Linked DNA regions of Homo sapiens: region 1 is linked to region 2. The links are chromatin loops, found by intact Hi-C in ENCODE. Cell type or tissue: breast epithelium. All regions are shown on one strand. Each heading gives the region's core, and the rest is flanking DNA. Links, peaks and the distances in the headings are about the cores only.

Region 1 (6,381 bases), core at 2,050-4,549, 60 kb after region 2:
ATTAGCCGGGCGTAGTGGCGGGCACCTGTAGTCCCAGCTACTCAGGAGGCTGAGGCAGGAGAATGGCATGAACCTGGGAGGCGGAGCCTGCAGTGAGCTGAGATTGCACCACTGCACTCCAGCCTGGGCGACAGAGCCAGACTCCATCTGAAAAAAAAAAAAAAAATTTGGCCGGGTGCAGTAGCTCACACCTGTAGTCCCAACACTTAGGAGACCAAGGTGGGAGGATCACTTGAGTCTAGGAATTCAAGACCAGCCTGGGCAACATGGTGAGATCCTGTCTCTACAATAAATACAAAAATATTTGCCGAGCGTGGTGGTGGGCACCTGTAGCCCCAGCTACTCAGGAGGCTGAGTTGGGAGGATTGCCTGAGCCCATGATCTCATCACTGCACTGTAGCATGGGCAACAGAGCAAGACCCTGTCTCAAGAAAAAAAAAAAAAAAAAAAACTTATGTTGTTCAAGGGTCACATGTGTATTATTAAAATTAATTTTGCCCATTACTTTGTGCTATTTATTGTGGTCTGTAGCAAACATTAAATGTTGCACGTGGCTTTCCACTGGACAGCACTGCTCTAGAGCCACAGACACCTGTATTCAGTTTGTGGCACCACTAGTTCTACACTGTGACCTCAGGGAAATAATTCCCCCTTCCGAGCCTTGTCTTAGTTTCTCTGTCTGTCAAGGGAAATAAGAGTGTCTTTCTCCTAAGATCTCAGGGATAACTTAAAGAACTACAGTAGGCAATGCACGTCACAGAAGACTGGCCCATGGTGGCCACCAGTAAGGGTAGCTTTTAGAATAAATACTGTAATAATGACTTTTTTTTTTTTTTTTAAGACGGACTCCTGCTCTGTTGCCCAGGCTGAAGTGCAGTGGCACAATCTCGGCTCACTGCTACCTCCACTTCCTGGGTTCAAGCGATTCTCCTGCCTCAGTCTCCCAAGTCGCTGGAATTACAGGCGCACACCACCAAGCCCAGCTAATTTTTGTGTTTTTAGTAGAGACGGGTTTTCACCAAGTAGACCAGGCTGGTCTCGAACTCCTGACCTCAAGTGATCTGCCCGCCTCGCCCCCCAAAGTGCTGGGATTACAGGCATGAGCCACTGCACCCAGCTGAGCTCAGGAGTTCAAAACCAGCCTGGGCAACATGGTGAAACCCCACCTTTACTAAAAATACAAAAATTAGCCGGGTGTGGCGGTACGTGCCTATGGTCCCAAGTACTCAGGAGGGTGAGGTGGGAGAATTGCTTGAACCTGGGAGTTGGAAGTTGCAGTGAACCGAGATCATGCCACTGCATTCCAGCCTGGGCAACAGAACGAGACCCCATCTCAAAAAAGAAAAAAAGAAAGGACAGTCCTGATGAAAATCCTGACTGCATTTGCAAAAAACAGTAGAGTTAGTCTATACCTTCCTGCCTTAAATCTAGTGCTCACTTCTCTTCCATACTAATAAATGTCCTTTGTGGCATTTTTTTTCCAGAATAGGGCACTTTCATTTGCATTAGAAACCTATTCAGGCAGATATCCTTTCTCCTCAATGATTTTCTTTTTTAAAATTAAATATATATGTGTATTTTATATATATAAATTTTGTTGTTGTTGTTGTTGAGATGGAGTCTCGCTCTGTTGCCCAGGCTGGAGTGCAGTGGCTCTCGATCTCGGCTCACTGCAAGCTCCCCCTCCCGGGTTCATGCCATCCTCCTGTCTCAGCCTCCCAAGTAGCTGGGACTACAGGCGCCCGCCACCATGCCCGGCTGATTTTTTGTATTTTTAGTAGACGGGGTTTCACCATGTCAGCCAGGATGGTCTCGATCTCCTGACCTCGTGATCCCCCTGACTTGGACTCCCAAAGTGCTGGGATTACTGGTGTGAGCCATTGTGCCTGGCCCAATGATTTCCTTTCATTTATTTATTTATTTTGAGACAGAGTCTCGCTCTGTCACCAAGGCTGGAGTGCAGTGGCACCATTATGGCTCACTGCAACCTCAACCTCCCTGGGCTCACATGATCCTCCTACCTCAGCCTCCTGAGTAGCTGGGACTACAGGCACACGCCACCACGCCCACCTAATTTTTGTATTTTTTGTAGAGATAGGGTCTTTCCATGTTGCCTAGGCTGGTCTCAAACTTCTGGGCTCAAGGGATCCTCCTGCCTCTGCCTTCCAAAGTGCTGGGATTATAGGTGTGAGCCACCTCACCCGGTCCATTTTTCTTCTTTATGATTTCTTTAATAACATTTTCTTTTCTCTGGCTTAGTTTGGTATAAGGATACAGAATATAATACATAGAACATACAAAATATGTGTTAATCGACTACATTCTTATTAAGACTTCTGGTCAACAATAGGTTATTAGTAGTTAATAACCTACTAATAACTCCCCCTACTTTTAGAGGAGTCAAAAGTTATATGTGGGCTGGGCACGGTGGCTCACACCTCTAATCCTAGCACTTTGGGAGGCTGAGGCAGGAGGATTGCATGAACCCATACGTTTGAAACCAGCCTGGGCAATGTGGCAAAACCCTGTATCTACCAAAGATATATACAGAAGTTAGCCAGGTATGGTGATGTATGCCTGTAGTGTCCTAGCTACTAGGGAAGCAGAGACGGAAGGATCACTTGAACTCAGGAGGTTGAGATTGTGGTTAGATGTGATTGCGCCACTGCACTGCGGGCTGGGTGACAGAACGAGACCTTGTCTCAAAAAAAAAAAAAAAAAAGTTTTTTATGTAGATTTTCAACTATGTGGGCACAGGGGTGAGTCAGTTACCATAAGTCCACAATTTTCTTTCTTTCTTTTTTTTTTTTTTTTTTTTTGAGACGGAGTCCTGTTCTGTCGCCCAGGCTAGAGTGCAATGGCGCGATCTTGGCTCACTGCAACCTCTGCCTCCCAGGTTCAAGCAATTCTCCTGCCTCAGCCTCCTGAGTAGCTGGGACTATAGACACCCGCCACCACACCCGGCTAATTTTTGTATTTTTAGTAGAGATATGGTTTCATCATGTTGGTCAGGCTGGTCTCGAACTCCTGACCTTGTGATCTGCCCACCTCGGCCACCCAAAATGCTGGGATTACAGGCGTGAGCCACTGTGCCTGGCAACCTAAGTCCACAGTTTTCAAGGGTCAGCTGTACTTCATGTAACCTGGTATGTCCAGTATGTGATCATTTCAGCATGTAATCAACAGAAAAGATTCCTGAGACAGTCTATGCTTTTTGGTGCCGTGTTTGAAATCTGGTGTGTGTTTACACTCTGGGACTGTCCAGGTTTCCAGTGCTCAGCTGCCAGAAGTGGCTGGTGGCTCCTCTATCGAGCAGTGAAGTTTTGGAGTTTATGTGCTTAGCTGCTGGGTCCTAGAGCTCCTCCCCTTTCCCCAGGGACCTGGGGGTGAGGGAAGGGGCCATTTTCATCGGGAGCTTTGAGGGTCTGGGTTGAGGGTCCTTGTTTTTATGGCAGCCAGAGTCACAGCGGAAGGAGTTTGCAGAGAAGCTGGAGTCCCTGCTGCACCGTGCCTACCACCTGCAGGAGGAGTTCGGCTCCACCTTCCCCGCAGACAGCATGCTGCTAGACCTCGGTGAGCTGGGCCCAGTGCAGGTGGGGTGGGCGTGGAGGGTGGCAGGGATGGAGGTGAGGAGAAGTTGCGAGAACCGGGTCGTGGTTCTCTCAGTGCGTCCAATGAATCAGAATCCCCAGGGCTCTCCGACCTCGCGTGATCCAGCACCTTATGGCACAGATGGGGAAACTGAGGTGTTCCCTTCTCCATGGCAGGCTGGAGCAGAGCTGAGGTGAGGCCCAGAATCCCCAGCAAGTGCACCTGGCTCCATCCTCTTGGGTGCAGCCTTGGGGTTCGTGTGGCAGCATCTCCCTGATGGCTCTCCCAGGCCTTCGCTTCGAGTCCTTTCCTGTGGCTCAAACTGGGTGGGTGGATGGAGTGACTCACGGGAGGTTCACTCAGAGCAGGCCAAAGGCCAAGAACAGAAGTTCCTGTTGTTGGGTGCGCTGAGGTGAAATGATGTGACATACTGAGGGGGAACCAAGTTATTCTGCCAAACAGCCACTGTCCTCTTCGGACCCCTGCAGTGAATGACACCCTGGCCCCTCCCTGTGCACTCAACCCTGTGGGACCCTCAGACTCCTGAGGGTCCAGCTGCCTGGCTCTGCCAGTGGAGACACAGAACCGGAGTGGGTCGGCCGAGCCACGCACCCTGCCCTGGCTTCTCCCCACGTGCTCTGGGTGTGGTTTCTCTGTTGGAGGAATCTGCCTCCTCTGGCCTCCCTACATGGCAGAAAGGGCTGGGGGACCTTTAGGGTGGCCCGCCGCAGGTCTGTGGCCTTTGCTTATTTGCTCGACAATCCTTTCCTGAGCACCCTTGGAGGTCCACACCCCTCAGCCCTTGGGCGAGCACGGAGGGGAACTCCAGGTTAGTGGCTGTGGACTCTTTCGAGCCCTTGGTATCAATGGCTGAGTTTCAGCTTGTCAGAGGAGAGAGGCGATTTCCCCGGGGCCACACAGTTCAAGGTCCTCCCCCTGCAGAGCTTGGGCCTTCAGGCCTCAGGTCCAGCGGTGCAACCTGTGAGCCTGGCAGAGCCGCTCACCAGCCGAGGGCTCACACCTGAGGCTGACGACCTCCGAGGATGTCGTGGGTGTTGAAGGAGGTCACTCACTGAGGCGAGGAGTCCAGCGTCCTCACACAGAAGCGCTTGGCACGTCAGAGCTTTGCCATTGAGTGTGGGAATCACAGGCTCGGGATGAAGCCTCCCCTGGGCCTGATGGGGGACTTCGTGTACCGGGATTCCAGCTGAGCACTGTGTGGGGAGTCTCAGCCCCGCTTTCTCTCACTGCTCTTCCCAGAGAGGACCCTCATGCTGCCCCTGACCGAGGGCTCGCTGCGGCTGCGGGCGGACGATGAGGACAGCCTGACTTCAGAGGATTCCTTCTTCTCCGCCACCGAGGTGACTCGGGGTGGGGACCAAGCCTGGGGTGGGGTGAAGGCTGGGCCTCCTCTGCAGGTCCATGGGGCCAGCACTGGGTCATGGGAAAGTGGAGGCATTTCCTCTGATGGGAGAATTTGGATGCTCCCACGGGCCTCCTCGAAGCTGTTGGGGATGGGGGGTGCTGAGAAATCGGGGGCTGTTGTCCTGTGGGTGAGAGCAGGGGTTCCACCCCGAAGGGCTCCAGCCCGTGCTGGCCTTTCCCTTCTCCAGACCGCTGTGCCCATTGTTTGGCCTCAGTCTCCTGCCATGGGCACATGGATCAGGCACTGTGTCCTTCCTTGGGATGGGAGGACATGCACATGTGTCCTTTAGATGGCCTTTTTGGGAGGGACCCCTGGAGATGGGGATGCTGAGGGCCAGAACTGGGCTCGAACTGGAGCCTCCTGGCCAGTGTTCCCTCTGACATCCCCTCAGAGACGTTGGCAGTGGGCAGGCACCTGGGGTGGCCGCTGTGGCCGACCAATGGGCAGGTGCCCTTGCGCCGTGGCGTGCTGCTCACATGGGCTTCCCTGGTCTCTTCCTCTGCACCCTCTCCCAGCTCTTTGAGTCCCTGCAGACTGGAGATTACCCGATCCCACTCTCCAGACCCGCCGCTGCCTATGAGGAGGCCCTGCAGCTGGTGAAGGAGGGGAGAGTGCCTTGCCGGACCCTCAGGTGAGCAGGTGTGGAGGGAGGGAGGGAGGGAGCAGGAGGCGATGGGTGATTCTGGCCCTTGCGGGAGGCGGAGAAGCCAGCGGTGCTTGGCGAGGACTTAGCCTGAGTGAGTCCAGGCTGCCTGAGGGCCGTGGTGAGCTGGTGACAGCTCCTCCCCCAGCTGCAGAGGGCCTGGATGGACCCATACTGGCAGGTCTGATACCAATAATGACAGTAACAAATGAACATAATTAATAAAGAACAATAGTTACTACCAGTTCTAAATTCTGAGAGAGTGTATGCTTCTACAGCACATACACTGAAAAAAAAATTGGAATGATACAGAGAAGATGAACGTGGTCCCGGCATAAGGATAACATGCAGATTTACTAAGCATTCCATATGAAAACAAAAGTAAATTCTCAGCGGGTACAGCCACAGCCACACAGGGGGCACTGGTCCTAAGCGCAGTGTCTGGACACAGCTCCTCTGTAGGAGAGGTCAGGTACCCAGGCTGTGGGGACAGACAGGCCCAGACTCCAAGTTCTGCCACCCTGAACAAGTCGCTTAACTTCTCTTAGCCTCAGTTTCTTTGTCTGTGGTTATGTTTAGGCCTCTTCACTATCTTATATTAACGTTATTATTAACTTTTTTGTATTATTTTTATGTATTATGTATTATTATCTTATTATGATAAGAGACTGAGAACTTGACTTTTTTTTTTTTTTTTTGTATTTTTAGTAGAGATGGGGTT
Region 2 (6,378 bases), core at 3,879-6,378:
CTGGTGCCCACCCCTGCTGCATCGTGCCGCCATTGCCTTTTTGCATGCTCTGTGGCAGGATCGGAGGGACAGTGCCATGCTGGTCCTCCGAACCAAGTAAGTCTGCCTCTGGGAGTAGTTTCATTGTTCTGGTCTATAAAATGGGAGTAATAATAGCTCTTATCCCAGAGGTTTGTTGTGACAGTTCACTGGGAATAAGAGTGCTTAGTCCTGGTTCAATACCTGGGAGTTTTACACTAATTCTCTTTCTAATGCTGCTGCAAGTATTAAGGATCTTTAAATATTAAGCACCTGGAAGGTTCAGTTGCTTTTGTGTTCCTGCCTTTTGCTAACTAGCTGCATCAAAACTCATTATTCTTGAGAAACAGTAGATTCAGGAGAGAGGCGCTTGCTCAAGTCACTGGATTGAATGAAACATTCCGTTCTATTGGACCTGCTGGCACAAAGGGAAGGAGTGTTAAAAGGCTAAATTTGGGAGTCTGCTGTCTTATTTCCCTCCCTCCTCTTCTGTGGGGCTTTTGGGAATCTACAGTGGAAGGAATCTTGAAGAGTTTTTATTGATCAACTCTATAATGCATAAGTGTGATTCATGAGAGGAAAATGTAATTTTATCTATGGAAACCTTTCATTTATACGGGAACAACTGACTTATCAGACACATATTAGGATTGAGACTGGTAAAATATGAAGTGACCACCAAAGGGAGCTTGAGAGAGGAGAAAATGACTGTGAGAGGGAAAAAGTTATGATTTCAAACATTTATTTCCTTTTTAGACCCAAGTTTTGGGAAAATTTAACCAGTCCGCTGTTTGGAACCCTTTCTCCTCCCTCTGAAACATCAGAGGTAAGCTGTGGCAGAGGGCAGGATGGTGGCTACAAGTCCCTTGGAGGAAAGGCTGTGGGCTGTGAGATGGGGCCGTAGACAATGATACCTCCCCTAATTAAACAACAGAATGTTCCCTTCACTAGAAACGTCTTTCTCAGGGAAGTGCCAGCTTTCTGTCCCTTTGATGTCTTGCTTTGGGAAGGAAAGTGGTTTGCGCTACTGTGTGTTGGTGGCTCTGTGGTCTTCTCCATTCAGTTGGAGACGTTGTGGACCTGACGCCTCTGCTCTTGCAAGTCAGGACATTCACATTCAACAGGGGTTGTGCTAACTTGTTCTGCAAGTGTTGGGCCCCTGCTCTGTTCCCTGTTTGATATACTGGGGGAGATCAGTGATCAGAGATGTGATAATTGCCTGTTCTGCTATCTCCACAGCCCAGCATCCTGGAAACCTGTGCCCTAATCATGAAGATAATTTGCTTGGAGATATACTATGTAGTAAAGTGAGTACTTTCCCCTCTTGAGATTTTAACTGAAGGTTGGGGGAGTGGGAGTTGGTGGCCTACCACTGGGTGCATGGCTGGAAGAGCCAAGGCAGAGGAGAGAACTGGTTTGGAACCATTCATGGAAGGCCAGTGAGCTGTGTTCCTGGCCAATCCACCGATGGCATTTATGATTGTCAGAAAGAGTTATTGTGAAGCAAACTCCATGCAACTGGGATTTTATGGAGGAGGAATCCTGGAAAGGCCTCAGCCTAACCCACACGTTGGAGGTGTCCTGGAGCCGTCTGCCTTTAAGCCCATGCAAGGTCGTTTTCTCTGCCTCAACAAGGGTCTGTACCCATTATATTCCCATCTGCTTTCAAAATCTAACTGGAGGTTTTTTCTTGACACTGTAGGGGTTCATTAGACCAGTCATTAAAGGATACACTGAAGAAATTTTCCATCGAGAAACGCTTTGCCTACTGGTCAGGGTATGTCAAGTCATTGGCAGTTCACGTGGCCGAAACAGAAGGCAGCAGCTGCACCTCCTTGTTAGAGTACCAGATGCTGGTGTCCGCCTGGAGGATGCTTCTCATCATTGCCACCACTCATGTAAGACCCTTTTGGGGAGAGTTTTCACTTTGGTACCTTAGCAATGATGTGTTGACATGAGCCTAGCAGATACAGCTCCTTGTGCGGAAGAATTAATCAGGGTTTATCCCTGAGAGCTAAACTGTAATAGGTTCTATGCTGAGAGATTGGGACTGTGGGGTATTTGAGGGTGTTGGGTCCAGGAGACCATTAAGAGGAATGCAGAGAAGTGATTTGAAATCCTTTCAGAGTTCCTAAAGCCTCCTGTACCTCCCTTAGGCCTTGGCTGGGTCTTAGCTGCTCCCTGGCTGCATCTGCCTCTTGTGCAAAGGCATAACTGTCTTCTCGTGCTGTGTACCTTGTAGATGCTAGGTCAATAAATACTTGTTGACTAGTCAGCAGGGAGCTGTGACAGCTGCAGCAGCACCCTCTCTAAAAAGCAGTTTGTCATTGGTTCTAGAAACTGCATTTCCTGGTCTTAGAAAAAGAACAGAGGCCATTGTCTCTGTACTCTGTCTACTGGGAGTTGGTTTTGAGAGAGAGAGATAACATCTGGAAGAAATGCATTGTTCTTGGCTTTTTTGTGGTTTGACTCCGTCACGCTGTATCATAAGGACTTGGTATTGAAGTGTTCTTTCTTGGGGTATCCAGATTAATTTTTTTTTTTTTTTCTTGAGACGGAGTCTTGCTCCGTCACCCAGGCTGGAATGCAGTGGTGCGATCTTGGCTTACTGCAACCTCCGCCTTCCGGGTTCAAGGAATTCTCCTGTCTCAGCCTCCCAGGTAGCTGGGATTATAGGTGCCTGCCACCACGCCCAGCTAATTTTTGTATTTTTCGTAGAGATGGGGTTTCACCTTGTTGGTCAGGCTGGTCTCGAACTCCTGACCTCAGGTGATCCACCCACCTCGGCCTCCCAAAGTGCTGGGATTACAGGTGTGAGCCACCACGCTTGGCCCAGATTAATCTTTTGACTTCATGAACAACTTCAGCTTGATAGATGCCTCCTTTTTCCAAGCACCTCCTACATCTGTGAAATTTGTTGCCTAGTGCCAGACTGCCCACATGCTTGGAGCTTTGAGCCTAGGAGGGGCAGGTTTGTGGCTACTCTTGCTGTGGCATGGTGGTTTTGGACCCCTAAGGCTCCAAACACACTTAAAGGCTCACCTGTCTTTGAGAATGGTTGATTCCCCAGGGTATAACCTTTATGTCACCTGCCTTTTAGGCCCTAGTTAGGCAGCAGTTCTTGAATTGTAGCTCTGAAAATCCCACCATCCTCTTTCCCCAAAGGAAACCTATCTGGCTCTCTGTCTCACCTGTCTACCTATACAAAAGAAAAGAAAAAAAAAGAGAAAGAAACCTAAGTCCAGGATGTTGGTCACCCATTCATTCTCTTAATGGCATTAGTGGAACGCTTCCAGGCATTGAGATGCAGCAGTGAATAAGGCAGATAAGATCTTTGATCGCATAGAGAGTGCCCTATGATGGAGGAGGTAAATTATAAACAAATTTAGCAATAAAAAATATGGTTTCAGATAGTGATAATTTGCTGTGAAGGAAATAATTAAAGTGCTGTGGTAATGAACACATGAGATAGAAGTAGTCAGGGTGGCCTTCTCTGAGTGGTGATGTCCCAGCTGAGAGCTGAATGTGTGAAGAAGCCTTCCAGGTGGAGCCCGTGGAGGAGAGAAGTCTAGGCAGATGGACTTGCAAGTGCAAAGTTCCAGCAGTGGAAAAGAGCTTGATATGTTCATGAAAGAGGCAAGCAGGGTTGGACTAGAGTGAGCACAGATGGGACTGATACTACATCAGTTGGACCAGATCCTGTGGGGTCTTTGGACCATGTTGAAGAGCTTGGTTTGCGTTTCCCGGGCACTGGGAAGCCTTTCAAGGATTCTAAGCAGAGGGAGGACAGAGTCTCAAAGAGGAGGTGAACCTGGGCTTGATTCTGACCATATCTAAGGGTTGACAGAAGAACAGCAGGGCCTTCAAGCCCTATTTTACTTTATTTTTTAGGGAACAGGATCTCACTATGTTGATCAGGTTGGAGTGCAGTGGTGCAATCATGGCTCACTGCAGCCTCAACCTCCAGGGCTCACGTGATCTTCCCACCTCAGCCTCCCAAGTAACTAGGACTACAGGCATGCACCACCATACCCAGCTAATTAAACATTTTTTGTTGTTGTTGAGATAGGGTCTCATCATGTTGCCCAGACTATAAGCCCTATTTTATTTTATTTATTTATTTAAGACGGAGTCTCTCTCTGTCGCCAGGCTGGAGTGCAGTGGTGCGATCTCGGCTCACTGCAGCCTCCGCTTCCTGGGTTCAAGCAATTCTCCTGCCTCAGCCTCCCGAGTAGCTGGGACTACAGGTGCGCGCCACCATGCCTGGCTAATTTTTGTATTTTTAGTAGAGACAGGGTTCCACCGTGTTGGCCAGGATGGTCTTGATCTCCTGACCTCGTGATCCGCCCACCTCAGCCTCCCAAAGTGTTAGGATTACAGGCATGAGCCACCACGCCCGGCCTATATAAGCCCTATTTTAAATCAGGGAGACTGTTTTACCAATGACTAATTGCCTAGCAGAGGACCCCATGTTTCTTGGCCTCTAAAATCTGGAAAATTTTCCCAGCTGAAACCTTTTTCTGTTCCTTTGCAGGCAGATATAATGCACCTGACTGACTCTGTGGTGCGTCGCCAGCTCTTTCTTGACGTGCTTGATGGAACCAAAGCATTAGTAAGTGTGTCTGGGAGATTTTACATTTCTCCCAGGGAGGTTGTCTTTGAAGTCAAATAGCAGAGGTCATGAGTCTGCCAGCCAGCCGCACAAATAGTCAGGTCACAGGGCTCACGTTGGCCTGGGAGGCCTGAGACTGTAGTGGGTCAGCAGAGCTCTGCTGCTGCCATGCCAACCCTGGCTTCTCCCCCTCCACTCCACTCCTGTGAGCTCACTGCTGGGGAAGAAAGGCAATGAGGCCGGAGGTGCCCTGTGGATGGCATGCGAATCTTTCCACTGACTTCTGACTGGTGTGCTGTCTCCTTTCAGCTCCTAGTTCCAGCCTCAGTGAACTGCCTTCGCCTTGGCTCCATGAAGTGCACTCTGCTGCTTATCCTCCTCCGGCAGTGGAAGAGGTGAGGCTGTGCCAGGAGAGGCAAGCCCGAGGCCAGAGCCTTCTTGTCAGTGCCTGCTTGCCTTCCTGAAAGGGAGAAATAGTGGGTGGAAGCTGGGCTGGTTTTCCATCTTGAGGAATGGGAGTGACATAGCAGATAGGAGGGTGAGGCAGACTGGTGGATATCCTGAGATGGAGCAGGGGCAGTGTGTGGCCTTTTATGAGGTATTTTGTCTCACTCCCCACCCCGTATTCTTTTTTTTTTTTTTTTTTGAGACGGAGTCTCACTCTGTCGCCCAGGCTGGAGTGCAGTGGCGCGATCTCGGCTCACTGCAACCTCCACCTCCCAGGTTCAAGTGATTCTCGTGCCTCAACCTCCCTAGTAGCTGGGATTACGGGTGCGCGCTACCATGCCTAATTTTTGTATTTTTAGTAGAGACAGGGTTTCACCATGTTGGCCAGGCTGGTCTCGAACTCCTGACCTCAGGTGATCCACCCGCCTTGGCCTCCCAAAGTGCTAGGATTACAGGCATGAGCCACCACGCCTGGCCCACCCAGTATTCTTTCTAGAGAGTTAGGTTCTGTGGATGAAATCCTTGGACCCTTGACGGAGATCCTGGAGGGAGTGCTGCAGGCCGACCAGCAACTCATGGAGAAGACCAAGGCCAAGGTGTTCTCAGCATTCATCACAGTGTTGCAAATGAAGGAGATGAAAGGTGAGGGGCAGAGGCAGGGGGAGCAGCAGCTGCAGTCTGCCCACTCCTGCTGACAGCCAGGCAGGGCTTCCTTCAGCTTAGGGCCACACATTTCTTCTGGGACTTTTGAGTTTCCAGTCATGGAATTCTTACCCCAAGAAAGCTATTTTTTTCCCTCATGTGTCTCTCCCTCCTCTCCCACTGGACAGATGCTGTCCCTCCTAGCGCCCTAGTACATCTCCAGCCCCTTCCTAGGAAGGAAACCTTGGTGTACAGTGAGAGTTGGCCTGGTGAGCATGACAGTGTCCCTCCCTGTCTATTCTACAGTAAGTGACATCCCCCAGTACTCCCAGCTGGTGCTGAATGTCTGTGAGACCCTCCAAGAGGAAGTGATTGCACTCTTCGACCAGACCCGCCACAGTCTGGCATTAGGCAGTGCCACAGAGGACAAGGACAGCATGGAGACTGACGACTGTTCTCGGTCCCGGCACAGGGACCAGCGTGATGGGGTGAGACAGTGCCCTAGAAGGCCATCCGTCCTTTCCACTGCCCGCCAGCTCTGTGCCTGACTCTGGGGATAAGTAGTGATCAAGACAGATAGTCGCTGCACTTCTGGAGTTCACGGCCTGGTGGGAAAGGTTAATAGATCAGACACTGCAGAAAAGCAGAAGCAGCCCATT

What was found. Peaks named below come from ENCODE experiments on the same cell type or tissue, not always from the same donor. Only the 100,000 strongest peaks of a DNase experiment are listed, where the experiment ranks them.
Region 1: it touches region 2 in a loop (13-fold over the local background); 1 of 110 quality-filtered maps calls a loop at or near these places.

Annotation. Positions count from the first base shown.
Region 1 is chr9:129,055,699-129,062,079 of GRCh38, forward strand. It overlaps MIGA2 (mitoguardin 2), which reads left to right. Exons shown (of 16, transcript NM_001329990.2): 7 at 3,456-3,573; 8 at 4,852-4,952; 9 at 5,533-5,648. It also overlaps the pseudogene LOC124902334. Among named protein-coding and RNA genes, the nearest start is that of DOLPP1, 22 kb to the right of the region's middle. RefSeq lists an enhancer at 3,382-4,581. In breast epithelium, for the core only: no CTCF peak of the experiment used is centred there; no DNase peak of the experiment used is centred there.
Region 2 is chr9:128,993,599-128,999,976 of GRCh38, forward strand. NUP188 (nucleoporin 188) reads left to right here. Exons shown (of 44, transcript NM_015354.3): 27 at 1-96; 28 at 775-844; 29 at 1,258-1,325; 30 at 1,721-1,916; 31 at 4,553-4,630; 32 at 4,940-5,025; 33 at 5,574-5,719; 34 at 6,026-6,207. It overlaps LOC101929314 (a long non-coding RNA gene), which reads right to left. Exons shown (of 4, transcript XR_007061810.1): 3 at 292-436; 4 at 56-133. Among named protein-coding and RNA genes, the nearest start is that of SH3GLB2, 32 kb to the right of the region's middle. In breast epithelium, for the core only: no CTCF peak of the experiment used is centred there; a DNase peak (open chromatin) is centred at 5,044.